Linked DNA regions of Homo sapiens: regions 2 and 3 are each linked to region 1. A link is a loop called in an ENCODE intact Hi-C map of the cell type or tissue named here. Cell type or tissue: OCI-LY7. All regions are shown on one strand. Each heading gives the region's core, and the rest is flanking DNA. Links, peaks and the distances in the headings are about the cores only. Region 1 overlaps MTX3 (metaxin 3). Region 2 overlaps SERINC5 (serine incorporator 5). Region 3 overlaps LOC105379048 (a long non-coding RNA gene).

Region 1 (10,806 bases), core at 2,786-10,785:
AATACAAAATGTAAATCATGTTCATTAGATGAAAAACGCAATTTCCCCCCTCATGGAGAAAACTGGGACAACACATATCAGAAGGGGCACAATATGACAGTCTTCAAATAAGTCAGTGTGCTTCCTGCATTTAAAGCTGAAATCTGTTTGGTCTTAATTGTGATATTTGCAAAGTGTCATGCTTTCTTCTACATTGAAAGATTTCTTAGCTACTTCAAAATGTGAATTCGTGAGCGGACTACCTTCTCCAAACTAGGATCTGGGGAACCAATCCTAATTGTATTTATACATGCTAAAGTTCCCCTGTTCTTTCCACTCACGCAAAACGCAGGATAAATATAATAGCTTCTCTTCCACTTGGAAAAGCACAAGTTTTGGAGCCTTGAGTTGGCTGCACTGGAAATTAGAAATGTCTTTGATGAGGCACAGCTGTCTTCATTTCTTAGTCACAAATGTCTAAAGCATTCCAGGAGGCTGACTCATATACCTGGAGAGGGACCATGGTTTCTCATTTTTTCTCCTGAAGCCCTTGACTGGTCAGGAAGAGACCAGTTTCTCCTTTGTTCTACAGCTAGGAACTTAACTACAGGATGATCTTAAGTAAGATAAAACCTGACATTTCTTCACCACCATTTGCTTTTCATTCTCTTACATTTGTCTCAAACATAATGTGCAGCACTTAGTGATCTTTCTGCTATGGAGACTCACTGAAGACAAGATCCCAACATGGCAAAACTTAAGAGTTTTCTCACCAATAGCTGCTATCTGCAGCAAAGGAAAGAGAGCACCTTGTGTTGTAGCCTACCGTCCACTGAAGGAGATCAGTATGGACATCCAGGAGTTTCTGAGTTCCCCAGATAGTCTCAGACGAAAGTCAAACCTCTGAGATGAGCAATTAAGAACCAACATTTTTGAAACTCTTTGTCATATGGTTCGCAGCTTTGTGACTCTAAATAGTTGTCTTTCCGCAAATAATTCCATTATTCCACAACAGCAACTCCTCTTTTCTGTTCTCTTGCAGCAAGCAAGTGATCATTACTCACCACCTCAATCCACCCAAGGGCTTTCACCTGGAACCCAAAGTGCGTAAGTAATTAAGATTTGTGTTCTTTGGGGAAAGGAGTATCGACAAAGATGTAGCTTGCTTCTCATGTGAGAAAAGTACTTACATACCTACACAGTTCTACTTGGAAGGCCTATGCATTTTACTATATGTAAATTACAACTCAATTTTAAAAAAATCTACTAGCAAAGACACCCATTCTCTCAGGGAACTTGCCCTTATTTAACCTACAGCTATAAATGACAGGGTTCTCTAGAACCATATACTTTGTCCCATAAACGAAGCAGTAAAAAAACCTGAATATCTTCCCTCCAACTAAAATTACATTATTTTTCTCAGTTAAATCTTCCATTCAATTACAATGGACTATCACTATACTATCTGGGTGAGCAAAAGGTATAATTTACAAGAAACTTACAGAGCTGAAGGGATGAGAGAACTATAACCCTGCAAAGTTGTGTGAGCATCTGAGGTCCTACACAAACCAGTGGCCTAGAGAACAGGCCTCTAACCTCCCTTAGCCTGGAGTGGCCAGAGCACAAGTGGTCTCAACACATAACAGAAAGAATGGACATTTTCTGGCCAGGCACGGTGGCTCACGCCTGTAATCCCAGCACTCTGGGAGACCGAGACGGGTGGATCACCTGAGGTCAGGAGTTCAAGACCAGCCTGGCCAACATGGTGAAACCCCGTCTCTACTTAAAAAAAAAAAAAAAAATACCAAAAAAAAAAAAAAAAAATTTAGCCGGGTAAGGTGGCAGGTGCCTGTAATCCCAGCTACTTGGGAGGCTAAGGCAGGAGAATTGCTTGAACCCAGGTGGCGAAGGTTGCAGTGAGCCGAGTTCACACCATTGCACTCCAGCCTGGGTGATAAGAGCAAAACTCTGTCTCAAAAAAAAAAAAAAAGAATGGACATTTTTTAAAAACCCACTATGTCTATAGCTCAGTCCCAGCCCTGAACAACCACATTCAACCAGCAAAAAATTCTTCGCGATGAAAAGATTTACCTCAAAGAATAAATAACATTAAATCGAGAATTCATAAGCAGTCAGGAGATTTGAGATTTTTATTGAGAAAATAGCTATTTTGACATTATATCCAGTTTCTCATTTATCAGAATAAATTCTTTACAATATTGATCACCATCACCACTTTAGTGTATTTGTACATAGTCTCTGAGTAAAATATATTCACACTCGGCAAGGCTAGAATATTGAAATTATGGCCAACATTGCTTACTTTAAGATTGTTTACTTTATAAAGAAGCTAGAGTAGTTGTGCAACTAGAACAGATGTTTTTAAAATGTTTGCCATTCAAAGATAGGCTTGGTGGGACAAAACTAATATGCATACTACATACATATATTTCTTGTCTTCTTTACTGTCAATCTTTCAGAACAGTAACATGACATTACAAACACCTCAAATTCCCACTTCAAAATGAACAGAAAAATGGAAAAACATTATTTCCCATTTCATAAAATTAAAAATCAAGTCAGAAGAGAAGTAAAACTCATTTTTATGCATTTAACTTAAAAGCTTGAATACACGACTCCTCCTAGAGAGAAGGAAGCCAGAACTTCAGAAGTAGCCAGTGGTCCAAAGAATAAATGGCCCCATGACCTTCTCTATGGTTCATGACTTACTGAGGGCTGATGCAAACTCTGGCAAGTTATTTTTCATGATTTCCAAGGATCTGGGATATGTAAACGAAATGATTAAAAGACATTTCTCTGAATTTGCAAGAAGACGACTGAAGAATCAGAACAAAGATCCAACGGCCTTTCACGTGGCTACATGTTCACCATTACACCACAACTCAAAACCCACAGGCGAGCTTTCTCTCAAATACACATTCAAAATGGTGTTCCAAATAATCCAATTGTATACATTGCAAAGACACACAAAATGCCTCCTTACACACGATTAGTAATCTGGTTTTAGACTCTGAAGTGATACCAAACATATTTAGCTAACCCTCTCAAAATTGCAGGCCTAGTGAGGTTTAAATGTTTTAGGATATAGAATCTGCTTAGAATTTAGTGAAAACTATGAACCGTAGACTGTCTTCGGTAATGAACAAAACTGGAAAATATTAAACTTCCTTTGCTTTGTCACTGAGCAACTATAAGCTTTCTATGATGTATGTATCATACTAGCTTGTATGTGACTTTAGTGTCATAAACACCCATTGCCTTTTTGGCACTTTTAAAGTACAGCCAGAAAAGGTTTGGAAAATTGTTCTGGAAATACAAGTTGGTTCCCTCTGTCTCATGGATGCTTAGGAACTGGGTAGTCTGCTGAAACCACCAGTTCAGCAGACCCTTGTACAGCTGTTCCCGGCCAACTGGGATCCTAAGGAAACAGGCTGGAAGAGCCAGGGGCCTCCCTCACAAATGCCTAAATAACCAACATATCTATGCCGACAGCCATCCCTCTCTCAATGCCATGGTCCAAGGGAGTCTTGACCTGTCTCTTCCCATTTTACTACCACTGGCTAGAGGGGCACCCAACAACAAGAAACCTTTGTAATGAGTATGAACTAGCAAAAACACTGTAGGGCAGCATTTCCTTAGGTGTATCTCTCAGAACATAAATCCCACAAGATACCTACTTTTAAAAAAATCTGGCCGGGGACAGTGGCTCATACCTATAATTCCAGCACTGTGGGAGGGTGAGGCGGGCAGAATCACCTGAGGTCAGGAGTTCAAAATCAGCCTGGTCAACATGGTGAAACCCCATCTCTACTAAAAATACAAAAATTAGCTGGGCGTGGTGGCAGGTGCCTGTAATCCCAGTAAATTGGGAGGCTGAGGCAGGAGAATCGCTTGAACCTGGGAGGCGGAGGTTGTAGTGAGCCGAGATCGTGCCACTGCACTCCAGCCTGGGTGACAAGACCAAGACTCCGTCTCAAGAAAACAAAAACAAGAAATCCATATTAAAATAAATTAGGGAAATGATGTATAAAATAGAGGTGCTTCTTGGAGATTTAAAATGCACATTAGCGTATCAAAGGTCTGAAAGGCCAACAGTAACTCAACTTTGTCTAACCCACTATTTCCCAAACTTACTTGGCCACAGAACCCTCTATTCTCCTAACAATATATTCTGACAAAACACTCCTTCAGGAACTGCTTCACCCAGAACCAAACAGGTGAGTTTTAAAAAATATTATAGCATAATTTCAAATGATTAATAAGGATACAAAGAGACTTATTTTCCTGTCTTTTGTTATTTTGTCTACTTATTTTGTTCTGAATAATCTTCTATCACATTTCCCCTTCTATTCACAAACCTTCAACTCGAGTTACCCTTTCTGATACCTTTGTTCAAGAATGTTAATTCTTATCAGAAATCCATGGCACACTAGTCTGGAAAAAAATAATTTTGTGTCTTTTTAAATTCCTAGAGTACCTCTCCACTTCAATCACAATTTAAGTCCAGGGCAGGTATCCTGGGCTCCTAGCAAACACTACACCCCAACAAGAGTTTGGGAGCCAAATTATTTTGCAAACCCTTAAGAACACAAACTAAAACTAATTTATCCTTATATCTCTGCAAAAATTAGCATTTTGAACATCCAACGAAACTTCAAGTTTGAGGATAATGGGCTTACTGACCTGACCTTTGATTTCACGTAACTAACAACAAATTTCTTTAAAATCTGGTTAAGAAATATGAAAATATTGAAAAGTAAACATAAATTCCACAAAGCTGAATGGCAGCAAAAAATATTTCTTAACATCAAGAACATATACAAAAGATGATCATTACCACCCAAATTATCTCTGTTGCTCAGGATTTCAGTTATAAAAATAGCCAAATCAAGACAAAGACAATTACAGCTTAAAACGAAAAGCTACACCTTCTTCATTAAAGGTGAGCATCTTGTCACACTGTGCATATGGAGAGAGAACAAGTACAAGGCACGGGAGAACTACCATGTCAAGGGACAGAGCTTTTTCAAAATATTTTATCCTCAGAAGTAAACCCCACTACCATAGAAAGAAAAAAATATAATTAGATATTTTAAATCACAGCATTTTTGACTTCCTAGGGAAAAGGAGTTTTTGGTTTTAGGGTTTTTTTTTTCTTTTCTGGTAAGGCAAAATAGATCTTTAGATATCATTTGTTACAAACATGAGTTTTTCTTAAGAATGAAATAAAAATTCTATTTAACTTCTATCATATATTTATTCAACTAAGTTGAATACTATGTTTAGAAAATTAAAGTTTTAAATCATGGTTTATATATAGATAATGATACATTTAATCTATGAATTTACTTTAAAACCACTTTTATTTTGAAATACTTAAGACTCACAAGAAGTTATAAAAATAGTTCAGAGAGATCCCAGGTACCCACTGCTTAGCTTCCTTTCTTTACATGTAAGCATTTATATCTAGGTTTTAAAAGGGTTGAAGTTTTTGACAGTTGATGAAAAACTGTCAAAAAATTGTAACAAGCCTGGTAAATGCATATTTTTGGAGGAGGTTCTAAGGAAACACTACCAAGTTCAAGTACCACTTTTATCACATGCAGCTGCCTTAACCAACAGGTTTTCTAAGATACTATCCCCCTTACCTGTTTCTGCCTCTTTCAATGGTGTTTTTCCATTTTTACAGACTTCTGAAAATTTTAGCTTTGATTGAAATAAGCTTCCCCATTCCTTCATGTTAATATATCTAGCAATATTGAATAGAAATTATAAATGGAAATAAAAATGCTTGCTTTTATAAAATCTCCAGTCTCGCAGCACCCCCAATATAATACAAACAAACTTAAGTTGAAATTTGGTTTGTTAATGCCCACCTTGTGTGGTCAAAACACAGTTTTGAAGGAATGACCACCTTCAATGTTCTTTACAGCTTCTTTAGTGTTACTTAAAAAAAAAAAAAAAATCAATCTGATGGATGATTGATGGTAGTTTGTTCATGGAAGATCTTCATCTTATGGGAATTATCTAGTTTTTCTAATCATATACTACCAACAAAAATAAACACAAGCATGTTCCCTTTAATCATATTATCCTCCACCATTACTTCCAAAAGGCATTGGCTCACAGTATTCTGTTTAAGATTGTGGACCATTTATCCCAATGAACTCACTCAAACTTTATCTAAAACATATCATGACAGGCTGGTCCAACAGTCTGTTCAGTCTGAAAAAATGTTCTGTGCTCTGTTCAGATTGACAAAATGTTCTTTTTGGCCGGGCGCAGTGGCTCACGCCTGTAATCCCAGCACTTTGGGAGGCCGAGGCAGGTGAATCACTTGAGGTCAGGAGTTCAAGACCAGCCTGAGCAACATGGTGAAACCCCGTCTCGACTAAAAAAAAAACAAAATTAGCTGGGCATGGTGGCACATGCCTGTAATCCCAGCTACTTGGGAGGCTGAGACAGGAGACTTGCTTGAACCCAGGAGGTAGAGGTTGCAGTGAGCCGAGACTGCGCTACTGCACTCCAGCCTGGGCAACAAGAGTGAAACTCTGTCTCAAAAAAAAAAAAAAGTTCTTTTCTAAGAGCTTCCTGTATGTGTGGCTGCTCCCTAAAGTACTTTGTGCTCAGTTACAGCTTCCTGTCATCTCATTTACTTATACATAAATAGCTCAACTAAGTAACCCAACATATAAACTCTCACTAAACTCACATGTTGCATCTTAGAAAAGGTGATCTGGAAGCATTATGGACTATAGTGAGAATGTAAGGCTAACAGCAGTTCAAAGTAGGGATGACACAAAAACAAATAAATCATATTGACAGTCATTCCCTCTACTAAAAAAGAATAATACTTGTTATTCTAAAATGACCTCTTTTGATTAAAATTTCAGTTCATAAAACATTACAGTATGCTTCTTTATCAAAGTCTACATATCAGAAGAACATGAGCTCCACGTTCCTGTAAAACTTTAAACACATTTTTCTTCCTAATAGACATTAGCAGTTTTGTTGAAAAGAAAAATTGACATAACCTAGCATTATCTTTTGACTTTGCCCATGGAGAAACTTGGAGTTAAATTTACTACTTAATTTTAGAATCTGTCAGTGTTGATATGGTTCTATAAATTTTTAATTTTTTTAATTTAAATTTTTAAAATTTTTAATTCTTTAAAATTTAAAATTTTTAAATTGTCCTGTTTTACATGTAATATACTTGTAATATACATGTAATGTACTTGTACGTTATAACTGTAATATATTTCAAATACTTTTTGGAGGGTCTGATATAAATCTGATATAAATTAAAAATGACTGGCCTTGACCACAGCATAAGCAGATGTCTGATGAATGTGCTAACCACCCTTCTCCAATATACATCCATCCTAGAGGACAATAAAGTCTCACAGTCATGATTTCCAATATAACATATTTAGGTTTCAGACTGCTGGAATAATAGATTTCAGATTGCTGGAATCTAATAATCTGCCTTTGAAGATGACTGACACACACAAACACACACACACACACCCTGTTGTAGAAGTAATGTGCAACTCATGAGGTACTTTCCCTCATCCAAACAGATGACCAAGATTTTGAAGACTACCTTATTTCTCACTTAGTTAAAACTTTCAAGAAAAAATATTTAGAATGACTTAAAGACTCTTGTATAAATAACTACCTAAATACAGAACAAATTGGGAGGATGTGGGTCAAACACAGCTGAGCTCCACTCAGCTCAAATTAGATGAGTCTTTTGACTACAAAGCTCATTTTCTTAACATATGGGTTCCTGCACGACTTGATAAGATTTGCTGAGCACCACAGTAATCTTTTAAGACACTAATCAAAAACATGGTTCTACATTTTAAAAACCTCAGAAGTAGTTTTAGGACAACAGAAGCACCTCAACCACTAAAATAAGCAAGTTTCTATTATAAGTAAAATTACCACACAGCAAATCCCTTAACAGTTCAGCAACCAATAAATAGAAAATATTCATTAAAAGCTGCTATTTCTGATTGTTCCTTTGTATTCTTCGACTATAAGTGAAACATATGAAAAATAATTGGTTGTCAGAAAGCTTTTGACTACATGATATGCATCTTATGAAAGAATATGCATCTTATGAAAGAATATGAGCCAAGCATAGAAAACTTGGACCAGATGCACAGTATTTCTACTACCCTGGCCATGGGCTCCTCCTGAGTAGTGTCTAACAAGTGGGCAATTTCAGTAAGAATTTTACAGCCTAGCATAGTAACGATAACCAGTACATTCACTTCTTCTGGAATTAATACAAGAAAGACAACTGAAGATGTACTACAAAGACATAGGTCTAAAACTGCCACATTTGCCCAAGTAAACTAAAAGAACTCTTCCTAACCTATATCGAACACATCAGCAAAGACCAATGTTATACTGAAATGAGTATTATCAGATGTTATTATATGTAACCACCTTTAATATTTATCTATGTGCTACTAAACCCCCAAAAGATTAGACTTATGAGAGCATAATTAAAAAGCACATTCCTCCTCACTTTTTAAAGTTAAATATGGTCTCTTCTACTGAAGCAATTTATCTTTTTCTGGTTCCTAAAATAGGCATCAAATTTCTAAACAGAAGTAAAAAGCCTCAGCCAAAAAGCCACATATTAGGTATTCAGCCTGGTCTAAGAAAACTAAGTTAATAAATTGAATAAATTAAATCAAATAAATTAGGAGTGCACATTCAGAACAGAATTGTAGCCTTTGGTCAGCAACATGTGAACCAAAGGCAAAAATCTGCCATGATTAAGGCAGTTCTTTGTATACAGTACGATGTGTTTTTCTTCCCCGCCCCCCCAACCAAGTTCATTTAGCATTCTCTTTGTTATTAAAAATGCAGTGCCAAGCTAGAATACAAGCTTCCTAATAATAATAGTAAAAATAGATGGCATAGAAAGTTCCTTTTGGTTTAGAGTCTTCCTTAATACCTATTATGGTATCTTCTTTTTGCCTTCACACACTTGGTGTAAGAGATTACTGCAACAATCGTTTGACTTTGGCCACAAACCATGACTACTCTCAGGGCGAAAGCCGTTGGAAGGAATTATTTTCTTCTTCTGCTGGAGTCAATTTAAGTGTTGGCAGTTTCCGAGGAGGAAGCTGAGGGCTTTGGCGAAGATTGTCATCCATCTGTAGAAAGTACAAAAGATACATCTGACTAATGCTGTGGCACCGCTTATGTGGACTGTGGCCTCCCCATCCAAACTATAGCCTAGAAGAGTACAGAACCATATGTTTCCTGGGCTGCTAGAGAAACCTTTTTCTTACAAATAATCTCAAGAATTCTAAATGTCATACCTCAAATACCAGCTGACTCAGTTTCTGTAAAAAGCAACGTGGCTCATTCCTGATACCTTCACAGAATTATAGTTAATTCCACAAAATAAATATTCTACTGAACTCAACCATAACTTAAAGAGGTCTTCTGATAGTAAGTGTAAAAGCGGTACTGTTACACTAAGCTCCAGTTTGCAAACTATGTTCACGTACAGTATCTTATTTGATCTTCCCGATACGCTATGAAGAAAAGGCAGACACAGACCTTCTCTGTTGTACAGATGAGCAAAACGAGACTCTGTAAGGTTAAGTGATTTGCCCCACGTCACAAGCTAGTATGAGAGCTGAAACTTGAACCCAGGTCTTCTGATTCCAAAACTATTATTCTTTCAACTATACTTCTTTACCTCAATGAAAATGACCTGTATTCCAATCAAAAAAGACCAGCTTTTTAAAACTGAGAATATGTAGACCAAAGGAAGCTAGTACATTAGGCAAAAAGAAAGATAAATTCTTTAAATGTAATCCAGTGGTTTTCCAAACACTGGATCACTTCTAAATGAGGTAACCCACATCAAGCTCAAATAACACAGTGGTGGACCTCAAAAACTGTTAGCCAGTGTCATCAGGCCTCATTGCCCTATGAGTTTGTAAAATAGTAAGTATTACTATTTGTATCAGGAAAAAAAAAAAAAGCAAGCTTATCAGTTACAGGGGAAAAAATATGTAACCTCTTTGTATTTTTCCTAGTAGAATCACACTTGAAATTTCCTTTGTTGGTTCTCTCCCCTACCCAGTTCCTCAATGTTTCTCTCATGAAAAGAACACCCCAAGTGGCAAAATATCTACACTGGTGAAAAAACTATAAACTATATCTAGAGCAGAGAAGAACAAGAAGGAGAAAAAAATAAAACTTTCATGTGGAAAGAAGAAAAGAACACGGTGCTGTTAATAAGAAAGGATAAGCCCAGTGCTTACAATCTTAAGAAACATTAAGAGACAGAGAGGCAGACACACAAGCAAGAAGTGTTTTTGCTTTGTTTTTTTTTGTGTTTTTTCTGATGGAGTCTCGCTCCGTTGCCCAGGCTGGAGTGCAGTGGCACGATCTCAGCTCACTGCAAGCTCCGCCTCCCGGGTTCATGCCATTCTCCTGCCTCAGCCTCCTGAGTAGCTGGGACTACAGGCGCCCGCCACCATGCCCGGCTAATTTTTTGTATTTTTAGTAGAGACGGGGTTTCGCCGTATAAGCCAGGATGGTCTCGATCTCATGACCTCATGATCTGCCCGCCTCGGCCTCCCAAAGAGCTGGGATTACAGGAGTGACCCACCGCGCCCGGCCGCTTTGTTTTTTTAAAGCAAATCTTTTGGATTTCCTAGCTTAAAGGGTACTAACTGTGTGGCAAAAGTAAACCCAATACTCTTATCTGATCTTTCCCCAATCAGGCCACTGTTGGCTTCAAAACACTATGTTACATACAAC
Region 2 (10,806 bases), core at 1,349-9,348, 200 kb after region 1:
GACGCTATAACCTTGAATAAGTCACATCACATGGGTTCCAATTTGTCTATAAAAATCACTGAGCTGGGGCTGGGCACAGTGGCTCATGCCTGCAATCCTAGCACTTTGGGAGGCTGAGGCAGGGGGATCACTTGAGGTCAGGAGTCGGAAACCAGCCTGGCCTACATGGTGAAACCCTGACTCTACTTAAAAAAAAACTCCAGGCATAGTGGCGGGTGCCTGTAATCCCATCTACTCAGGAGGCTGAGGCAGGAGAATCACTTGAACCTGTGAGGTGGAGGTCACAGTGAGCTGAGATTGCACCACTGCACTCCAGCCTGGGTGACAGAGCGAGACTTGGTCTCAAAAAAAAAAAAAAAAAAAAAAGGACTGAGCTTGGCCGGCCGCAGTGGCTCACACCTGTAAATCCCAGCACTTTGGGAGGCCAAGAGGGGGCGGATCACAAGGTCAGGAGTTTGAGACCAGACTGGCCAATATGGTGAAACCCCGTCTCTACTAAAAATACAAAAATTAGCCAGGCGTGGTGGTGCGTGCCTATAGTCCCAGCTACTCGGGAGGCTGAGGCAGAAGAATTGCTTGAACCCGTGAGGCAGAGGCTGCAGTGAGGCGAGATCGTGCCACTGCACTCTAACCTGGGCAACAGAGCGAGACTCTGACTCTGTCTCGAAAAACAAAAAAAAGACTGAGCTGGACCAGAGGGTTTCTAGGTCTCTTCTCCCTCCAAATATACATTCTAATACATAAAAGGATCTCTGTAGAGAATTTTAAAACTTTTAACAGTATTTTAGGTAACAGCAAGACTTAGGGAGTACATGAAAAACAAGTATGACCTTAAACAACTAGCTAGGCCCTGATACATAACTATATGAAGGATTATGGCTGTTCCTTATAAACTGACACAATCTAAATGTTTAGTTTAGTTTTGTTTTTGAGACAAAGTCTCACTCTGTCGCCCAGGCTGGAGTACAGTGGTGCAATCTCGGCTCACTGCAACCTCTGCCTCCCAGGTTCAAGCAATTCTCATGTCTCAGCCTCCTGAGTAGCTGGGATTACAGGCACACACCACCATGCCTGGCTAATTTTTATATTTTTTAGTAGAGATGAGGTTTCGCCATGTTGGCCAGGCTGGTCTCAGACGAACTCCTGGCCTCAAGTGATCCACCCACCTCAGCCTCCCAAAGTGCTAGGATTACAGGTGTGAGCTACCACGCCTGGCCTAAATGTTTTTAATACCTTACTTAGGAAAGTGAATCCATTTGGGTTGAACAAAATGCTCTGAACCACTGAAATTCAGGTTTTTCCCTCAGCTCATATGAAAAAGGGCGCCCTGTTTCAGCTATGATTAAAGGCTTCATATTAATGAATTAAAGCAGGTTCTAACAATAAAGAATATAATTCAATGCTACAGAGCTTCACATACGGTAAGTTTAATAACAGACTGAAAGATGCTTTTCCTGTCCCACTATCGCTGCAGCAGACATTTAGCTGCTGACAGCCCTGCGCTCCCTGTTGCTGGGTTTTCTGTGCAGTGCTTGGAAAGAACAAGGTCTCCCAGGCCAGCAGAGTATCAGAGTCCTCTTACACCCTACCTGGAAGTGGGATGCGGTGGTGAGAAGAGGGGAGGTAGATAGGCAATGATGGAAAAAGTATGGGCAGGTAAGTCAGGAATTTCTTTTGAAGCCAAAAGAAAATCAGTAATTCTAACTATCAGAGGTACTTTGGACTGCGCTTCTGAGCAATTTGACAAAATGGGTAAAAACAAAATAAACAGATACCCAAAATACCCCATTAGTACCGTTCAGAAAGGTGTCCTGATCTGGAATGAAGAAAGCTCCTGAGCACATGGCCCCCAACAGCAGAAGTTTAAAGAACCAAAAGCTAGAAGTGGGGGGAAAAAAAAGAGGAAATGTATTTAAATGACATTCAAGAAGGACAAAGGACCTCGTAGAAGGTACAGCATGTCAATCCATGATTCTGCCATTGGCCAATGTTCTCTCCTAATCAAGGGGAAGTAACTAGGTGACTTGAAGAATGCTTTTTCCCATAATTAGGCAGACTCAGTGCAGCCTCCAGTTGTGCAAAACACCATTTCATTGCAGGGGTGGAAATGACCTGGGGGAAGGTCTTGGAACAAGAAATAAACTCTTTGTCTTGAGTAAATTTCGCATCATGGTACCAGGTGTTACAAATAAGATTCTACCTTTGAGGCAACCATGTGGGTAAGTATCAATTCCACCTTCCCCTAAATCAACAATTTCAACTAGAAGAAGGGCAGTCACAGTGTCTGGTGGGCAGATGGGATCCTGGACTACTGTCCTGAACATAAGAAAGGAGAAAGCAATCCCCAAGAAGACTAAAATACTTACCCATTGTGAATATGAGCTCTACAACTTTTGCTGTTGTTGATTTTCAAGGTCAGTAGACAGAAGATAAAGAAGAAACAAGCCATTCCAAAACAGACTCTATACACGGCAGAATATCCCACCAGCTTCTCACAGGTGTCACCAGCTTTAATGCCTTTACACATATCTTCAAAAAAAGGAATCTGAGGAGAAAGTTTAGAAAAGTCATCTGTTACAACTGAGTGAGAGGTGGACTGTCACGGAGTGTTCATGCAGCCAACCACAACATCCACTGTGGAAATGGATCGTGTGCATAAAGAAACAGACTGAGGATCTATCTTCTAAAGAGATATTTTTCTAATTTTCTCTGAATCTTTTTTAAAGATACAGTGATCATAAAGTAACACTCAGCCTTTACTTGCCCCAAATGACTTCTGAAATCCAACATCAGATTTTACAAAAATTACCTTTTTTTTAACCGCCCCCACCCCCACCCCCACCCCACCCCCGACCCCAAGACAAGGTCTCTCTGGCTCTGTTGCCCGGCCTAGAGTTTAGTGGCACAATCACAACTCACTGCAGCCTCGATCTTCCAGGCTCAGGTAATCTTCCTGCCTCAGCCTCCCAATTAGCTGGGACTACAGGCACGCACCACCATGCCCAGCTAATTTTTGTATTTTTTTTTTTTTTTTTTTTTTTGTAGAGATGGGGTTTTGTCATGTTGCCCAGACTGGTCTTGAACTCCTGAGCTCAAGCAATCCACCTGTCTTCGCATCCCAAAGTGCTGGGATCATCATAGGTATGAACCACTGCACCTGGCCTAAAATCCCATTTCAATACATGGATATATTTTTGTTGATATGTATACATATATACAAATAAAAAATCAGAGACTTCTTTTACTATCCACCCAAAATGTCACTCCTCTCCCTCAGAAGAGTAAACAATTGGTGGGTAGAGTATTTGTATTAATTCACATACATAAATGTGTGTGTATACATATATACAACACACTCACATATACATATACATACACAACACACATACATACACTCATATCATACTATGCATATAATAAATATATTAAAACAGCTTTTTAAAATAAAAGATTGTATGTAATGTTCTGCAATATTTTTTCCCAATTAACAATAAGCTGGGCCAGACACGGTGGCTCATGCCTGTAATCCCAGCACTTTGGGAGGCCGAGGTGGGTGGATCACCTGAGGTCGGGAGTTTGAGACCAGCCTGGCCAACATGTGAAACCCTGTCTCTACTAAAAATACAATAATGAGCCCGGTGTGGTGGCTCGTGCCTGTAATCCCAGCTACTAGGGAGGCTGAGGCAGGAGAACTGCTTGAACCTGGGAGGCAGAGGTTGCAGCGAGCCGAGATCGTGACACTGCACTCTAGCCTGGGCAACAGAGTGAGACTCTGTCCCAAAAAAAGAAAACAAAAATAAACAATAAGCCATGAAGAGTCTTTCTCTATTAATACGCAAAATCCCATCACATTCTTTTTCATCACTATCTTATACTGTAAAAAGGCTTGATCAAAATCAATAACCATTCTCACACTGATCTTAATTTTTTGTTGGGGAGGGTTTTTAAATTTTATTTTTTGTACTTGTTTTTTATTATCACAAACACTAATTCAATAAATACTGCTGTTCATGCCTCACTGCACCTGTGCCATTATTTATGTAGGACAGACACCTGAGCTAGAAATGGAATTAGTAGGTCAAGTAGTCAGGTTGAATGTCCCTTATCCAAAATGCTTGGGACCAGAAGTCTTTCAGAATTTGGAATATTTACACTATATTACTGGCTAAGGTTCCCTAATCCAAAAAAATCCAGAATGCTTCAGTGAGCATTGCCTTTGAGTATCATGTTGGCACTTTAAAAGTTTCAAATTTTAGAGTATTTCACATTTCAGATGTTTGGATTAGGAATATTCAACCAGTATCTACATTTTTAAACTTCAAGATGAGTTAAATCATACTTTCAAAGGCTGTACCAATTTACATCCTACCAGTAATATCTGAGATTGCACATTTCCCAACTTGGACATCTAATTTAAAGGCAAAAACCCAATATCCTGTTTTAAGGTACATCTTCCTTATTACTAGTGAGATTCAGCATCTTTTCTCAAGTTTATGGCCATCTGTTTTTTTTCTCTGAATTGGCTGTTAATTGGGTATTTTCTTGATCCACTGGAGCTCTTTATTAGTGGGTCTTAATCTTCTGATAAATGTTGACAATAGCTTATTCTAGCCAAATTAGAAGACTTCCACATGAAATAATCAGTTTCATTATCAGAATAATTAAAATCTTACACAATGAGAACAAGCAGCACATTCCTAGTAATGTCATAAAATAAGGATTTGGTCAGTCATAAAAACTTGCTTCTTATCAACATCAAAGTTGAACACTCTTCTGAACAGAAAATAAATCACATTATAACTATTATTCATAAGAAAAATAAAGTATCACAGAGAAAAAATAGCACAAAACTGAAGGTAAAAGGAAAGTGTGATAAAGAAGATAATTTACAGTTTCTTCTCCAGAAAAAGATACTGAAGAAACAATAATATCTGTGGCTATCACGATTTCCATAAACAAATGTCAACCCAAATGAGAGACTGAGGCAAGAGTCTCAATGGGGAATAATTAAGCCAGAGCTTGAGGGGCTGCTGAGAAACACACAAATCACAGAATCCTCTGTGGCTGGCGCTCCCAAAGAGGTTGCTCGGTATTTACCCATTTCTTTAAAGGGGAGAAGGCATGCAGGAAAAGGGGGCAGGTGGTGAGGCAAATGCAACATTCTCCTGAGATTTTAACTAGTGCCCAGTAAACTCCGCTATAAAAGAGATATGATAAACATTCAAAAAGGGAGTAAAGGAAGAGTTAATTATGTAGTCTCAGGGTAGGCAGAGAAATGACTGCTGTCCTGTCTTTGTTCTGCACCTGGGAAGATAAGCTTGTAATGGGCATTGTCAGTGTGAAATGTAACAGACTGCAATTCCGTGGACAGGGAGCTAGACTTAGATTGCAGACCTAAAGTTACAGCTGACATGTCCTTTTTTATGGGAAGATACACATCTTGAAAGGTTTAGGGACCAGCAGAGAATTTACTTATGAGCAATTTGAGGGCAGTCATCCGGGATGCACGAGGCCTTCTGCCTTCTCCAGGGGTGTGGCTAATGCATAGCGCTTTGACACAAGGTTGGGAAGTCGCAGCTATCTACTGGGCAGGGGGGCAAGGTGCGAGGGGACAGCAGCAGTGTCACGTGACTGTCTCTCCAGTCTTAAGTTTCCATTTGGCATAAAGAGTTTGGGCAGTCCTGAGAGGGTTTATTTTCCTTTACACAAACAAACAAAGAGTTCCATTTTCTCCCCACTCCTTTTTGAGACAGGGTCTCACTCTGTACCCAGGCTGGAGTGCAGTGGCGCAATCTTGGCTCACTGCAACCGTCGCCTCCAGGGCTCAAGCCATCCTCCTACCTCAGCTTCCTGAGTAGCTAGGACTACAGGCATGCACCACCAAGCTCAGCTAATTTTGTGTGTGTGTGTGTGTGTGTGTGTGTGTACAGTTGGTGTTTCACCATGTTGACCAAACTGGTCTCGAACTCCTAGACTCAAGCAATCCACCTGCCTCAGCCTCCCAAAGTGCTGGGATTACAGGTGTCAGCCACTGTACCTGGCCAGCTCCATTTTCATGAAGACATGTGAAAGACTTCATGAGGAAATAGCCAACATTTTGTTTTCAGCAAATTCCTAAAACTGTACATTTTTTATGACTTTTTTTTTACACCATTTTGTCACAACAGAGACAAGATGTTTTGCTTGATAAAGACTGCATCCAACCAGATAAGTAGATAAACAAGCACAGTCTTCAACTATCAGTCCTCACTGGAGGACTCTGTGGCCATAAAAAGGGTAGGTACGGTTCTAACTCGTGACAAGCACCTGGCATCTGCCCCGAAGGCTCTGCCCACATCAAAGACTGTTTCTTGCACAACCAACCAGATTAACCAGCCCAGACCAGGAAATTCTTTTTTTCTTTATTGCTCTCCCTGGACTACTTCATTAACCCTTTTCCTATTCCCTTTCTCTTAATGTTAAATGTTATTTTGTTTGTTGCACAATGTTTAATCAGTAACATTTATATATTGACAGAGTATACGATTGTGTACGGTTTGCAATACTGACTGGCTGGTGCAGAGGCTGGAACCTGTGTGCCTGCAGATCTAATGAGTGGATGAGAAGTACTAAGAAGAATTGGCTCCCTGGGAACTCCACATAGCTGGTGGCTTTTGTAACTGAAATAGCATCAGTTAAGTCCAACATTATGGAAAGACACAAATGTTCGTGGACCTGGTTACCTCTGACCTTGGCGTCACTCACAAAAACCAAGATATGCCACCCTAAAACATTCTTCTTTGCGTATTTCAAGCTCGTTATTCTGAGAAGCTGAAGACACAGGAGTAGCTCTGCAAAGCTGCTGTTTTATACAAAAAATTTACATCTGTAGAGGAAATCTACATTAGTAAAGTGTATCAGACGTTTATTCACCATACATTTCTTCCCCTCACTCTCCCATTACGTGTTGCCAGCAACTCCCAGAGGCCCCAAGCCCCTATTCCTCTCTGTAGCTCAACATGCCATAAGCTTCTATCATCTGACCGCCCCCCCCCCCTCCGCTTTTTTTTAATTGAGACCTCTGTTGCCCAGGCTGGAGTGCAGTGGCGCAATCTCGCCTCACTGCAACCTCTGCCTCCCAGGTTCAAGTGATTCTCCTGCCTCAGCCTCCAGAGTAGCTGGGATTACAGGCGCCTGCCACCACGCCTGGCTAATTTTTGTATTTTTAGTAGAGATGGGGTTTCACCATGTTGGCCAGGCTGGTCTTGAACTCCTGGCCTCAAATGATCCGCCCACTTCAGCCTCCCAAAGTTCTGGGATTACAGGCGTGAACCACCATGCCCAGCCTATCTGACCCTTTTTAAAATTGCTTTTTCTCCTGTAATTGGTCTTATGTCAATTTAATTTGCTTCCAGAGAAAGAACCTAGAAGAGTGGAAGGAAGCCATTTTTCCCTTCTCTACAAAGGCAAGGTCTTGCTGGGAAGGGCCAGGTGCATGCCAGACTTAGCAGTCAGGCCCCCATCCTGTAAGCAAGGGGAAAAGCACTACTGAAGCTAGAACACCTTTGGCTACAAAGTGGAAGACGTGGTGAAAGGGTACAGACTTGAGGCAAGGGGACAAGTTTGAAGGCCACTGGGAACAGGTGAAGAAGGTAACCCCAGGCAGAGAAACCAGAGATTCTGCAGGTAGAGCTCACAATTGGCAGGAGAGCACAGATGACAAGAATGAAGCACAAGAATGAGACAAAGCTGTTTTGTTTTCTTCTTTTTTTATGGCATTGCCGTTTGGGGTGGAGGGAGGGTGGAGGGCAGAGGACAGACAGCAGAAGTGAAGAACAAAGCAGGAGTTTGCTCTTTAACACCTTAGGGCATCACCAAGGGGTATCCCAGCGAGAACAGTCTGGTCTGGAAATTGCTTTAGAACAGCAATTGGGGCTGGATACAGGAAGTGTCAGGCCTCTGAGCCTAAGCCAAGCCATCTCATCCCCTGTGACTTGCACGTATCCCCTGTGACTTGCACGTATACGCCCAGATGGCCTGAAGTAACTGAAGAATCACAAAAGAAGTGAAAAGGCCCTGCTCTGCCTTAACTGATGACATTCCACCATTGTGATTTGTTCCTGCCCCACCTTAACTGAGTGATTAACCCTGTGAATTTCCTTCTCCTGGCTCAGAAGCTCCCCCACTGAGCACCTTGTGACCCCCGCCCCTGCCCACCAGAGAACAACCCCCTTTGACTGTAATTTTCCATTACCTTCCTAAATCCTATAAAACGGCCCCACCCCTATCTCCCTTCGCTGACTCTCTTTTCGGACTCAGCCCGCCTGCACCCAGGTGAAATAAACAGCCATGTTGCTCACACAAAGCCTGTTTGGTGGTCTCTTCACACCGACGCGCATGAAAGGAAGCACCCGCAGGCGGGTAATGAGAAGTCAGTCACACAGGTGCTTTCTGGAGGAACCTCAATTTTTAGCTGTGTTTAAACATGAGTGATGAAACAGCATGGTTAAAATTTTCAGGTGCTGAAATATGGTAGGGGACACACACAAAAATGAATGTTTCAGAGAGTCTAACCCAAAACAAAAGTTACACCTGTATGAGTAGTGCCAGTAACGAGGAGGTAATATTGCTTTGAATCTCTAAAAGCTACATTCATGGAGAAGCCATACCACTTCATTCATTAGGCTGTTTCATTTACACAGGATTTATTGCTCTAAAACATTCCCTAAATTATTTTCTTCCCCACCTTCTCTCTTCTACTCCATCAGCAACTCTAATTCCTGAACCACATCTTCCCCATAACACATGCACATTAGCACCTCTTTCATCTATACCAGCCCATCTTTCACCTTTAGACCTTCTCTGCCTCCCTACCTCTTTTTTCTTCCTCCAAAATCCATTTCAAGGAGAATGCTAACAGCAGCAGGCTGAGCCACCATCCCCAACAAATCCCCTCCCTTGTTTGCTTACTCCAGAATCTGGAATGCGGCCAGGGCCCTTTAAGGCTCATCACAGGGTGAGTACATTGACACTGTATATTCATCAAAAACAGGTAAACAACCCCCCTGCTCCAAATCCTAATCAAGACCTCCTTTATACTCTGTGGGTGACTTAGCACATTTAGTTTTCAGTATGTGGTAAGTATTTTTGGGCAAAGAACCTCCAAGGTGAACAAGCTAGCAGGATTCTGGCAAGGGGAATTTGCTCCGATTAAATATTTGCTGTTCCAAAGTCCACCCCATTTTTGGAAAAAGAAAAAATACATCACATACAAATTCCACACCACAGGGTGAAAGGAATGTGCCTGCTAAGGGTGTTACCTCTTAAGTCTGGCTCTGGGCACCCAAGGACAGGGCACTTAAGCCAGGCTCACACACTGTATGTTGTTTCTTTTTTTTGATGCAGTCTTGCTCTGTTGCCCAGGCTGGAGTGCAGTGGCGCAATCTCGGTTCACTGCAACCTCTGCCTCCCAGGTTCAAGCGATTCTCCTGTCTCAGCCTCCCAAGTAGCTGGGATTACAGGCATACACCACTATGCCCAGCTAATTTTTGTATTTTTAGTAGATGGGGTTTTGTCATGTTGGCCAGGCTGGTTTCAAACTCCTAACCTCAGGTGATCTGCCTGCCTCGGCCTCCCAAAGTGCAGGGATTACATGCGTGAGCCACCGCATGCAGGCTGTATGTTGTTTCTATACAGACCCCTGAGAACAAGGCGTTTCCCTCCAACCCTCAAAGCAACCAAACTCAAAGCCACAAACTATCAAGTAAGAATAAACAGCTCATAAGACTTCCATTCCTAACTCCACTGCTAACTTGAGCTAGCTACACACATACACACCCTGAGCCTCAGTTGTGCCATCTGTAAAATGAAACAATACCGACACCCATTTCATGGAGTTGCCTGAGAATTACATCAGATAACACCTGTGAAGTGCTTACCACGGTTCCTAACCCATAGTAGTCATTAAGTTAACTTCTTTAATTCTAAAGCACTATTATGTTATATTTCATGCGCGTCCGTGTGAAGGGACCACCAAACAGGCTTGTGTGAGCAATAAAAGCTTTTAATCACCTGGGTGCAGGCGGGCTGAGTCCGAAAAGAGAGTCAGCAAAGGGAGATAAGGGTGGGGCCGTTTTATAAGATTTGGGCAGGTAAAGGAAAATTACAGTCAAAGGGGGTTCGTTCTCTGGTGGGCAGGAATGGGAGTCGCAAGGTGCTCAGTGGGGGAGCTTTTTGACCCCGGATGAGTCAGGAAAAGGACTTTCACAAGGTAATGTCATCACTTAAGGCAAGGACCGGCCATTTACACTTCTTTTGTGGTGGAATGTCATCAGTTAAGGCGGGGCAGGGCACATTCACTTCTTTTGTGATTCTTCAGTTACTTCAGGCCATCTGGGCATATACCTGCAAGTCACAGGGGATGCGATAGCTTGGCTTGGGCTCAGAGGCCTGACATTATATAAAAATAATTTCGGGGAAGAGACTCAGGTACATTACATGATCCACAAACTAATGCATTCCGATTTAAACATGGTGGGAAACTGAACATCTTAGAATTAGTAGATGCTCTATTCACTTTACCAAAGGATCTACTACCTTTGGATTGAAAGATTAACTTTCTTGTTTTGAAAAAAAAAAAAAAAAAAAAAAAAAAAAAGACAGAGTTTCACTCTTGTCGCCCAGGCTGGAGTACAGTGGTGCGATTTCAGCTCACTGCAACCTCTGCCTCCCAGGTTCAAGTGATTCTCCTGCCTCAGCCTCCCGAGTAGCTGGGATTACAGGTGCCTGCCACCATGCCTGGCTAACTTTTTGTATTTTTAGTAGATA
Region 3 (10,806 bases), core at 1,195-9,194, 94 kb before region 1:
TGTGGGGGCATGAAAAATGTCTAAAATTTTCATTTTAAAATTTCATTTCATGTTAAAATCTGTCTAAACTCCCAAGCAAGAAACCTAGGAGTCATCCTTGATGACTCCTTCTCCTTACCTCCCACGTCTAGTTAATCACCAAGTTTTGAGAATTACACACATTAAATATCTCTCATATCCCAACCTGAACCCCTGAAAGGTATCACAACTGGTTTCTTTGCCTCCACTCTTGCCTTCCTTCAATTTGTCCTTCATATTGTATTCAGAAAACACTGTCAAAACCACATCAGATCTCATAAGACCATTGTGGCTCTCCATGCCCTTCCTATGGCATCCAGAGCCATTAGTATGGCTCTGAGGTTAACATTCGACTTGTGTTTATCTGCACGGTTAGTAGTACTGGCTGTTTAAATAATAAAATTCTCCTGTGCTTTGGAACTACTTCCCCTATCCTGTACCTTTCCCTGGGCATGATAGTGGCTTTCTAAATTTTCTTAGAAATGTGTTTGCCTTTAAATGTTCTAATATTTAAATGTCTGGCTTCCAAAAGGAGTAAAAAAAGAAAAATGAAGGGGGCAGAGAAATGCACTAGTCTTTTAAATCTCCTGGAAGTTGCTTCAGTCAGAGAAGGTGGGGCTTGTAACAATGGCAGTGAGGGTTGCAATAAGGCCGCTCTCTTATATCAGCACCTCCATGATCATAAACAGCAATCAGGGCACAGATCTTTGATATTTGGAGGAGAGGGTCCTCATTGACCACCCTGGCTCCCACAAGCTGTATGCATGCTCCTGGAACCTGTGCACAGCTGCCTGCCACGAAGCTGGGGGTGGTGGGGTGGCAGAGGGATGCTCACACCAAAAGCTGAAATTGACCAAAATTAATCACAGTTTACTACCCAAGTCTTCCCGTAGAAGTTGCAAGCCTTCAAATAGACTCCAGAGTTTCGAAACAGTTACTCAGATGTAGTTTAATAGGAGAACACTATGATTCTTTAGAAATGAATCCTGACATATTTAAGGGTAAAGAACCATGATGTCTATAGCTTTCTTTCAAATGGTTCAGCAAGCAAACAATAAAACTATAGGTATATAAAGAAAAGATGGCAAAAAGCAAACACTTTTTGAATCTATGTGGTAGGTATGTGAGTATTCATTGTCCTACAACTTTTTTTGTATTTCAAATTTTTTATAAGAAGTCATAACAACTACTAGATAAGGGATGTGGGGGAAGTGATTTCCTGTTTGGGTACTAGTTTCGTGGCCAGATGGATGGCAAGAACCATCCAAATTTGCACATGCCTGATTTAAGCATGTCACAAATAGTGGAGAGCATTCACTTAGAGGCCAGAATCTTCAAGGCCTATTGTACCACTCTAAATAGTTTCTAGTTCATCCATGAGCTAGCAAAAGCCCATAAATAGTTTTAAACAGAAGAATGACAAAAGCATGCTTGCACATATTTGAAACATCATTCAGGCTGGGGAATGGTTGGAAAGGTAGCAAGACTGGAAGCGTTGGGCCTTTTAGGGATTGTTGGTCAGTCTTCTGGGTCAATTGTAATGAAGCCTAAACTAGCACAATGACCATGGAAACTGTGAGGTAGAATAGATCCAAGAGAACTTTACAAATATGGACCGAAGAATGAGACATCTCAAACTTCTATTAACCTCGGTTAAAACTGAAGTCTTAAGTCATCTTGATATTTGCTGAAAATCCCTGGAAAGAAAAGTCATCCTGTTGACATAAGTACTTTAAGAAATTAAGTGCTATGTTATTTATTGCCCATCTCAGCGAGATAAGGAAGACAAGTTTATAGAACACTTACATCTTAGCAATAATCAGAGTATAATGAAAAAATAATCCAGGCAAGGCAAAGATCTCAAGTAAGACTAAAATGTACATGTTCTGAATCATGAATTATTATTTCAGTTCCTCTCTATGCTGAGAAAGAGCAAGGGGTTTACCAAGTGTTTGTAGCGCTTTTATGTAGCCTCTTGGAAATATAACCCTTAAAGCCTTGTGATAACCCTAGAGGATAAGAAAATACTTTCTTTTGAGAAATTGCTTATCTATGTCATAAATATATTTGTTATGGGAAAGTGAATTATTTGTGTAATTGTAGGTGAAGTAATTGTATTAACTAAACTACCATTCAGTGTATTATGTAACACAGAAAGCACCCAACTTCCTAGTTTAATTTTCTCTTTATAAAGTGCTGAAATTAAAACATGCCTTTGACCAATTCTGATCCAAACACATGGCAAATCTTTATTCTTCTGTATGTGGTAGAATAGTCAGGACTTGGTGATTGGTTTGAAAGAGTGAGCAAGGAAGAATCTTCAAGACTGATGCCCGGGTTGCTGGCTTGGGTAACCAGGTAGGTGGTGAAGCTATTCAGTGAGTCAGGGCACACAGGAGAAGGAAGAGCAGGTTTCCAAGACAGTGAGTTTGACTTTGAACATAAAGAATTTGAGGTACCTGTAGGACATCTGAGTAGAGCTGATTAATAGGCAGATGGAGATATGCATATGGAACTCAGGAAAAAGATCTGGAAATTTACATTTAAGCCAACTGCACACAACTCAGGTAGAGCCACTCTCAGCTAAATTTGGGACCCTTGTAATATAATCTGAACCAGGAAAATGCAAATGTTTTTTAACACCATAATGCTTTCCTCATTGAGAATAGGACACGTTGACTTTGAAAGAAAATCAGTATTCACTGTGGTGAAATATTGCCCCTAGGTAATTTAAGAGGAAACCAGCCATAGCATTGATGTTGAATAACCAAAGGGCATGAAGAACCCTCCGTCTTGCCCCCACCAGGGTCCACATTATAATAGGCACTCAAAAATTATTTGTTGAATGAACAAATGGTGAAATATCCCCATTCCCTACAGCCTGCTCCCAAATATGTCCCTATTACCTAATGAAACAGAAAATGCACTGGATGGAGGTATTTTCTTAAGTAAAAGATCACCCCCAGGTACTTCTGGGATGGGTAATACTGCAGCCACACCAGTCACACAATTCTCCAGAGAAATAATTTCTGGAAATGGGAAGAGGAACAGACATGGGGGAAAGTGGGAGGAATGGGAAGAGAGAAGAGGCCACAGAGGTCAGGCTGCTTCCTTCACATCTTTTCCTGGGGTGGATCTGGCCTCGGCTGGAGGCCCTTCACCCTGAACTCTTAAACGAACAAAAAGTGTCCTTCCCACCCTTTCCGTAGCTTGCTTTCAAACATGTTTCTGGGAACCCCCTGGAGATAGCAACAGAGTCTGTGGACCACCTCCCACCTCCACTTATTTTTTGTTATGTCACAGCATTGATCTTTGTGACTAAGTGGCAACCCAAAAAGCCCAGGAACAGCATGCCTCCCTCAAGAGTAATTTTGCAAACTCTCAGGGGAGGAACAAGATCCAGGGTTTGCCAGTGGTGCCATTTGCAATGGCTGTGGAGATGGGAGGGTGGCGGGGAAAGGAAAGCCTTTGCTGCAGCTGCAGAGATCTCATCAAAGGCCCGCAGTTCAGGTGGAGTAAAGGAGTTGCAAACCTTGTGGGGAGAATGTGCTCAGCCTCTGCTCTGGCTTTGCCCATTGCTTTTATTATGTTTCAGTTTTTCTCCTTATGTCACTGTTGGCTTCTGTCTTGATAAGCAGCCGTTCAGAAAGCATAAACCTATGCCTGGACTGTCACCCTTTAGAGACTAAAATGGAATGTTTCTGGAATACACTTTCCCCTCAGGTCTGCACGCAGCCCCAGGCACAGCAACTCCACAGCTGGGGAGTGCAGAGTCAGGCCACCACCCATATCATTGAGGCTTCCCAATTGTTTTTCCATGATAAAAATAGACGATTAACACAAATTTATTTGGGAAGAAGGGAAGTTCTGAATAAACGGGTTAACAGCCTCCATTACAGACCTCTTCCTCACCAGCTGCCATCCTCAGATGGCAGGTGCTCAGTAAATATTTGCACTATGTACTGGGGGTTGAATTAGGTTTACGTGATTGACATGAAATGCCAGCCAATCCATCTTACTAATTCTGCTTTGTTCCAAGAGCTCTAGGGTCCGGCCTTCAACAACAGCTGGGGGAAAGGCTCTACCAGATTTCTTCTCCTCATCCTCCAAAATCCTGGTGAATTCATCACCTGAGTTAAAATTACCATCCTCTTGCAAAGCAGCGTCTATAGACATGAACCATCCTAACTCCAGCTGTTTGTTATAGCCAAAGCAACATGAACTTAATTTAAATGGATGAGTGAGTGTTGGTGGTGAAAATCACGCTAAGAATGACCAAAGAAACAGGCTGTAAGATTCCCTGAATAGTGCTTTGGCCTCAGAATATGTAGAGGTGTGGGGAAATGTTAGGTGCACCCCATCTGGGCAACATCTGTTGTTTTGGGAGCCGAAAGTTTATTTGCTGAAGCATATCTGAAGGGTTTGATTTGGTTTTCCTGTTTCCATTCTGGGCTCTGGTGCTTAATTTTGCTTCGTGAGGCTCTCAAGGGACAGGTGCATCCCATCTGCTGACTTCCTGTTGGCTCTGAGGTGACATATTCTCATTAAGACGGCTCCTATTTAAATGCTGTGTCTTCTGCTATTGCCGTCTCCGCATCTTTCTCCTTTTCAGTTTTCTTTCTCTCCAACTGGTCCCAATGGACTCAAATGGACTACTTGACATTCCCCTGCTTTCAGTCCTCCACCTGTATTCCATCAGTATGGAATACGATAATTACTTCGTTCATGTTTTAATTCACTGGGCTGCAAACAAGAGCCAGGGAAAGCGAGAAACTCCATTTTCCACTGGAAAATGCCCAGGGGTTAACAAGAGAAGTGTTCACAGGAAAGGAAATTAATGGCTTGATGAGATTTCAGGGTGTGTACTGGAGAGGATCACCCAACAGGAAGCCTCTTCCCTGATGCTGAGGCCATGAATACATTCCGTACCACAGCAGGATTTGAAGTGCAGATCCACACACGTACCTCATATTTCACTATGAGAGTTACTTCTTAAGCATGCTGTTAAAAGATGGGTATTTAACTGGGCTAGAGCATTTTGTTTCTCAAGTGGGAGGAGCTCAGTAGACTAGAAATTACATCATTATCATCATGATCATTGTTGTTGTATATAAAAGAACATGGCTGGCCTTTGTCCATAGTCCCTGTGAGCTAACCTAAGTCGTTGGATTTTCCTGAGTGATAGGAGTATCTTTGTTATTCATGGTGGGCCCCTCAGACCATATCTTAGTTTATGCTAATACTGTGGCTCAGGATGGGATCTGTCTATGCTAGAAAGACTAACCATGTGATGAGAGGGTTGAAGCTTTGAGCTGCGTGATATCAACCCCACCTCTGGGGAGGAGAATGGAGCTAGAGATTGACTCCAACCATACAGAAATGATGTAACCAACCATGCCTATGTAATGAAACTCCAATAAAAACTCTGGATACCAAGGCTGGGTTGAGCTTCCTGGTTGGTGATACGCTGATGTGTCAGGAGGGTGCCACATCCTGAGGACATGGAAGTTTTGCATATGAGCCCTTCCAGACTTTGCCCTATGGGTCTTTTCTTTTGTCTGGTCCTGACTTGTATCCTCTATAATAAAACTATAGTCATAAATATAGCACTTTTTTAAGTTCTGTGAGTCACTCTACTGAATTATCAACCCTGAAGAGGTAGTGGAAACTTCTGAATTTGTACCCAGTTGGTCAAAAGTGCAAAGGGCCTGTGAGTCCTGGAACTTACAGCTGATGTCTAAAGTGAATAGAGTCTTGTTGGGTTCATGCCCTTGAATCTGTGGAGTCTATGTTAATTGCCAAGTAGTTAGTATCAGAATTGCATTGCAGTCATCATCATCATCATTGCCTCACTTTATTGAGTTATTACCAAATGGTACTTTGTATATGTCATGGGACCCCCAAATTTATACACTATACTCAGATATGCAAAGAAAATGTTGCTCTCACAATGGATTTTATCTAACAATCTTCACTTTCTTCCTCAGTCATTGAATAGTAGGAGAAAAACAGAATTTAAATTTGATAATTTATAGCATCAGAGTCTCTTTCAGTTTAAACTCTTTTAACTCCATCTTTTTAGAGCATGTACTCAACCTTCCAAGCTCTCCTTTCCCACCCACAATCCTCTTTAGGGTGAAATTTAGAGTTTTGGGTGGAATCATGGCCTAAAGGTTGTCAATGCTGTGTCAGCAAAAGGGACTCAAATCCTTGGAGCCATGCTGCCCTTAGGCTTGAGCAAGAGCTGCCCTTGGCAGGCGGGGGCAGTTCTTGCTCTGACTTTTCTCTTGTCACAGCCCACACCAAGGGGCAGGGTCTCCAGGCAGCCAAGGAGATGTGCTCACCAGAGTCTGCACCTCCACTACTGCGTCATATTCAGGATACCCAGGACACAGGAATCCCTTCCTTCCCAACTTCTCCAGTGCACTTTCAGGGCCTCTGCAGGCTTCCTCCTTAGGTTTATCTCCTGATGGTGGACCCCACAACAAGTATGCATACCCTTAGGCCAAAGAGGTGGCCAAGGAGAAGCTGTAGCAGAATGGGATTGGGGTGAAGGAGCCTGGACCTGCAGCCTGGGGGGTCTATGTGCCTGTGCAAACCTTCCAGACAAAGTTGGGGTTGAGAAGAGATAGAAGCAGGCTGGGGCTGCATTTGTACTCACCTCGGGCCCTGCTCTGGATCCTCATCGGCTTCTGATGCACTGTGACTTGTCTGATCCAGATCCTGGGCAGGTGACCTCTGAGTTGTCAGGCCTTTGCAATGATGCACTGGCATCCATCACTGGAGTCCATGGTCCTTGACGTTCACCTTCAGTCATGAAGTCCACATATACAGGGTTTACTCTGTCTTGACTGCAGGACTCGGCCAGCAAACCAGCCCTCTCATCTTCACCTGTCCCCTCATGGAAGCACAGGGAAACTTCTAGAACCCCTGCATATCATATGTAACTATGGGAAATCAGGAACATTGCCACCTCTCTGCTCCTCCTCTGGCTACCATTTATACTGTACTGGATGTGGCCATAGGGGAGGCTTCCCTTAAAGTTTCATCATTCAATATATAGTCTACATATGGCTTGCAGGAGTTCTAGAAATTTCTTTATGCAGTTGAAAAGAGGTTAGTCTGAATTGAGATGTGCTGCACCAAATACACATCAGATTTCAAAGACTGACCCCCCCAAAAGTAAAATATCTCATTAATTTTTTCTATTGATTGCATGTTGAAATGATAATATTTTGGATATATTGAGTTAGATAAAATACATTATTGATTTTATCTTTCTTTTTTAGATTTCTTTCTTTTTTAGAGACATGATCTTGCTCTGTTGTCCCAGCCAGAGTGCAGAGTTGCCATCATAGCTTACTGCAGGCTCTAACTCCTGGGCTCAAGCAAATCTCCTTCCTCAGTCTCCCAAAGTGCTTGGATTACAGATATAAACTACCACGCCTGGCCTATTTCTTCTTTTTTTCCTTCTTTTAGTAGGCTTTTTGTTAATTTATTTATTTGTCCTAGTTTTCTGGCAATCTGAGCAGTTAAAGCAGAAAGCTTTTAGGGCTTTAACCTTGAGCCAATGAAGCTAGATGAATAACTCTTTGTAAATGGTAAAGCAGCTGCAATAAAAAAAAAAAAAATGGCCAGATTGGCCTGGCTCAGCAGATGGCCTAGAACCAGGGAGCCAGGACTAGCCATTGGTTCATTACCTCTTCTGCAAAGCCTTAGGGAGCCTGCCTCACCCGTAGTCTCCTTCTGAGGGTGACCAAGAGTGATGGTACATGACCCATGACCCCGTCACATTAATAGAACAAGGAAGCTATTGTTGGATTAGCCAGAGCCTGAAGGTGACCTTGAGCAAGAACTCCACCAGCTGGATGGTGAAGGCTGTCCAACCAGATGCTCTGTCAGGGCATTCAATATGGACACACAGAGAAAGTCTGTTGGTAAAGTCAGGAGCAGCAGGTGCAGAGGCAAAATATATGCATCATTGTCATGGTGGAGCCCCAGAGCAGGGATCTGCAGATGCCCAATTCTGAAGAGTCGCCAACCAGATACTGTTGTGGCAGTGTCACCAGAGCTACTACTGGAGTAATGGGGCTACAACCACTTCCTGGACCATGTTTTTGTTTCCATGGAGGCCTGACCACGTGGCCTGAGACAACTTTCTGTCTCCTTTATTTTCCTAAGTAGCCTTATATAATAATTAACCCTCATTTGTGGAAATAACCTAAGGACATATCTGTATCTTGAAACCTTGAAACCACTGAATCTAATATACTTGCACATGCTACAAAAAGAAACAACCAAAAGGATCAGACCACAGCTTGCTTCCCTAATGAAGGACTAGTGGTTCACGTCAACCCCACGAAGTGGTTCTTTCTAGATGTCACCAGTAGGGCAGCTCATTCCTAATCCTCTTCCACATTGCCAGCCTCCGCTTTAGAAACTGGAACAGGGAAATGCTTCTTTCCCAACAATTCCTGCAGCTAAGCATCGCCTGTTTCTTTTTGCTTTAAAAACGTGGCCAGCAGAAAAGTTAAAATTACATATATGGTTCACATTAGATTTCTACTGAACAGCTCTGTCCTAGAGACTTGGTGGCCCAGCCAAACTGTCTGAGGCAAATGGTATTTGCCTCCCCAGCCTTGCAGTTCCTCATACATGACCTCTTTGCCCTCTTGTTGTCTCTCGTCGTCTTTGTCATTCCATCAGAGAAGGGCAGAATTCCTCCTTCATTTTCCTATCTCCTGTGAACTTCTCCTGTGTTCTAGCCTCTTTCCTTCCGAAGCCTCTAAGCCAAGCCTCACAGCTCAGCCATAATGATGGAAAGGGAGTCTGCTCTACACTTTGAAAGAAACTTTATAATCCTGTCAGTTAGACTTGTTCTGGATGAGCAACAAACAAAATTTGAATTTTTTTCCTTTTTAAAAAAGTTTAAAGTTTCTTCTTCTGTGATCCCCCTTCCCTCTCCAAAGTCCTACTTTGGATGTCAAAAACTACATATAACCTCCCACTTCCTCTTTGGTTTCCTTTTGTAATACTCCCAACTCTCTGTGATGCATCTCTGAATGAACGGGGTGAATGCAAAATGAGAAAAACACATTCATAAATTTTAAATGTGTGTATCTGTTATATGAATGCAGTCATCCTTCAGTATACACAGGGGATTGATTCCAGAACCCCGTGTATAATCAAATCCAAGCATACTCAAGTCCCGCAGTCAGCCCTGCAGAACAAGCATATAGGAAAAGTCAGCCCTCCCCATACATGGGTTTCACATCCCAGGAATGCTGTAATTTCCATTCATGTTTAGTTGGAGAAAAGCTGCTGTAAGTAGACTTGCACAGTTCAAACTTGAGTTGTTCAAGTGTCAACTGTGTTATCTAATATCATCATCAACAACATATATGCCCAAGAAGTAGGTATAATTAACTCTATTTTATATATGAAGAAATGAGACTAAAAGGTATCAGTGGCAAAACTAAAATTTCAACTTAGGTTTTTGGACCCTTAAAGCCTCATTCATTCAATTCAATGAATATTTATTATCCACTTTATGCTAGGCACTGTTCTAGACACTTGGGATGCGTCAGTGAATGAAACAAGCTCTCTGAAGGCAATTTTCTAGCAAGGGGGGGACAGATTATAAACAATGTGGTTGGCAGAATAATGGCTCCCAAAATATGTTCATGTCCTGATCCCCAGAACCTGTGAATATGTTACACTGGATGGCAAAAAGGACTTTGCAGCTATGATTAATGTTATGAACCTTGAGATGGGGAAAGTATCGTGGGTTATCCAGTTGGGCTCAGTGTAATCACATGGGCCCTTGGAAGTGGAAGAAGAAAGCAGAAGAATCAGTCAGAGACATGGGATGGAAGAAGAGGCAGGAAAGATTTGAAGCATGAGGGGTACTTGACCTACTGTTGCTGGCTTAGAAGATGAAGGAAGGAGCCATGAGCCAAGGAATATGAGTGGCCTCTGGAAACTGGGAATGCCAACAAGGAAACAGGAACCTGAGTCTATCAATCACAAGGAACTAAATTCTGCCAGCAATCTGCATAAGCAAGAAGACAGATTCTCCCCTAGAGCCTCCAGAAATGAAGGCAGCCCTGCCAACACCTTGACTTTGGCTTTGAGAGACTCTAGCCAGAGAAAGCAGCTGAGCCCACCAGACTTTTGACCAATAGAACAATAAGATAATAAATCTCTGTTGTTTTGAACTGCTAAGTGTGTGGTAATGTGCTATGACAGTAATAGGAAATGAATACAAGCAATACATATAATAAATAAGCATATCAGTCAGTATCCAATGAGGAAAAGAAAAACCGTTCTCGATAATCAAAGCAAAAAGATTTAACGCATGTAACTGGTGGGAAAATTTCTGGAAGGGCTGGAAGAACAAAAGAGGAAAGGGAATATTACCTGTATGGCAGACTGATTGCATTTATGGTCACAATCCTTTACCCTTCCCCGTACCCAGATCCTTTGCCATGTGACTTTGGAGTCCCTCCCATAAAAGTGGAGTGCATTTCTCCACCCTATGTGACTTATGGGGCAGAAGTGATGATGAGCCACTTCTAAATCCAGGCTCATGAGGCTCTGCACGTTTCCACTTGCTGCCTCTCGGATGCCTGCCATCACCATAGAACATGCTCAGGCTCTCTTGCTGGAGGACAAGAAACCCATGTCTCAGAGTCTAGTGGCCGCAGTCAAGGCCAGCCCATCCGAGCCAACAACCAGCCAACACCTAGCTAACCCTGGATAGACAAACACTACATTCTTTTATTTTTG

The links. A loop is a pair of places that touch in the nucleus more often than their neighbours do. Peaks named below come from ENCODE experiments on the same cell type or tissue, not always from the same donor. Only the 100,000 strongest peaks of a DNase experiment are listed, where the experiment ranks them.
Region 2: a loop joins it to region 1, with 6 times the contacts of the local background. A loop is called at or near these places in 3 of 110 quality-filtered maps.
Region 3: a loop joins it to region 1, with 4 times the contacts of the local background. A loop is called at or near these places in 7 of 110 quality-filtered maps.

The regions. Positions count from the first base shown.
Region 1 is chr5:79,974,616-79,985,421 of GRCh38, forward strand. MTX3 (metaxin 3) reads right to left here. Exons shown (of 9, transcript NM_001363818.2): 9 at 2,101-9,179. The coding sequence ends at 9,069. LOC105379048 (a long non-coding RNA gene) reads left to right here. Exons shown (of 3, transcript XR_948500.3): 3 at 1,022-1,086. Among named protein-coding and RNA genes, the nearest start is that of MTX3, 11 kb to the right of the region's middle. In OCI-LY7, for the core only: no CTCF peak of the experiment used is centred there; DNase peaks (open chromatin) are centred at 6,616, 7,356 and 7,736; H3K4me3 peaks cover 2,896 bases; H3K27ac peaks cover 5,793 bases.
Region 2 is chr5:80,175,520-80,186,325 of GRCh38, forward strand. It overlaps SERINC5 (serine incorporator 5), which reads right to left. Exons shown (of 12, transcript NM_001174072.3): 3 at 2,367-2,545; 4 at 1,796-1,878. Among named protein-coding and RNA genes, the nearest start is that of SERINC5, 75 kb to the right of the region's middle. RefSeq lists enhancers at 7,614-8,434, 10,079-10,806 and silencers at 8,248-8,542, 8,808-9,102. In OCI-LY7, for the core only: no CTCF peak of the experiment used is centred there; DNase peaks (open chromatin) are centred at 5,902, 6,312, 7,952, 8,423 and 4 weaker places; H3K4me3 peaks cover 4,372 bases; H3K27ac peaks cover 6,116 bases.
Region 3 is chr5:79,882,634-79,893,439 of GRCh38, forward strand. The region is part of intron 1 of LOC105379048 (a long non-coding RNA gene); the gene reads left to right. Among named protein-coding and RNA genes, the nearest start is that of LINC01455, 49 kb to the right of the region's middle. In OCI-LY7, for the core only: no CTCF peak of the experiment used is centred there; DNase peaks (open chromatin) are centred at 3,548, 4,008, 4,478, 7,908 and 1 weaker place; H3K4me3 peaks cover 2,067 bases; H3K27ac peaks cover 6,683 bases.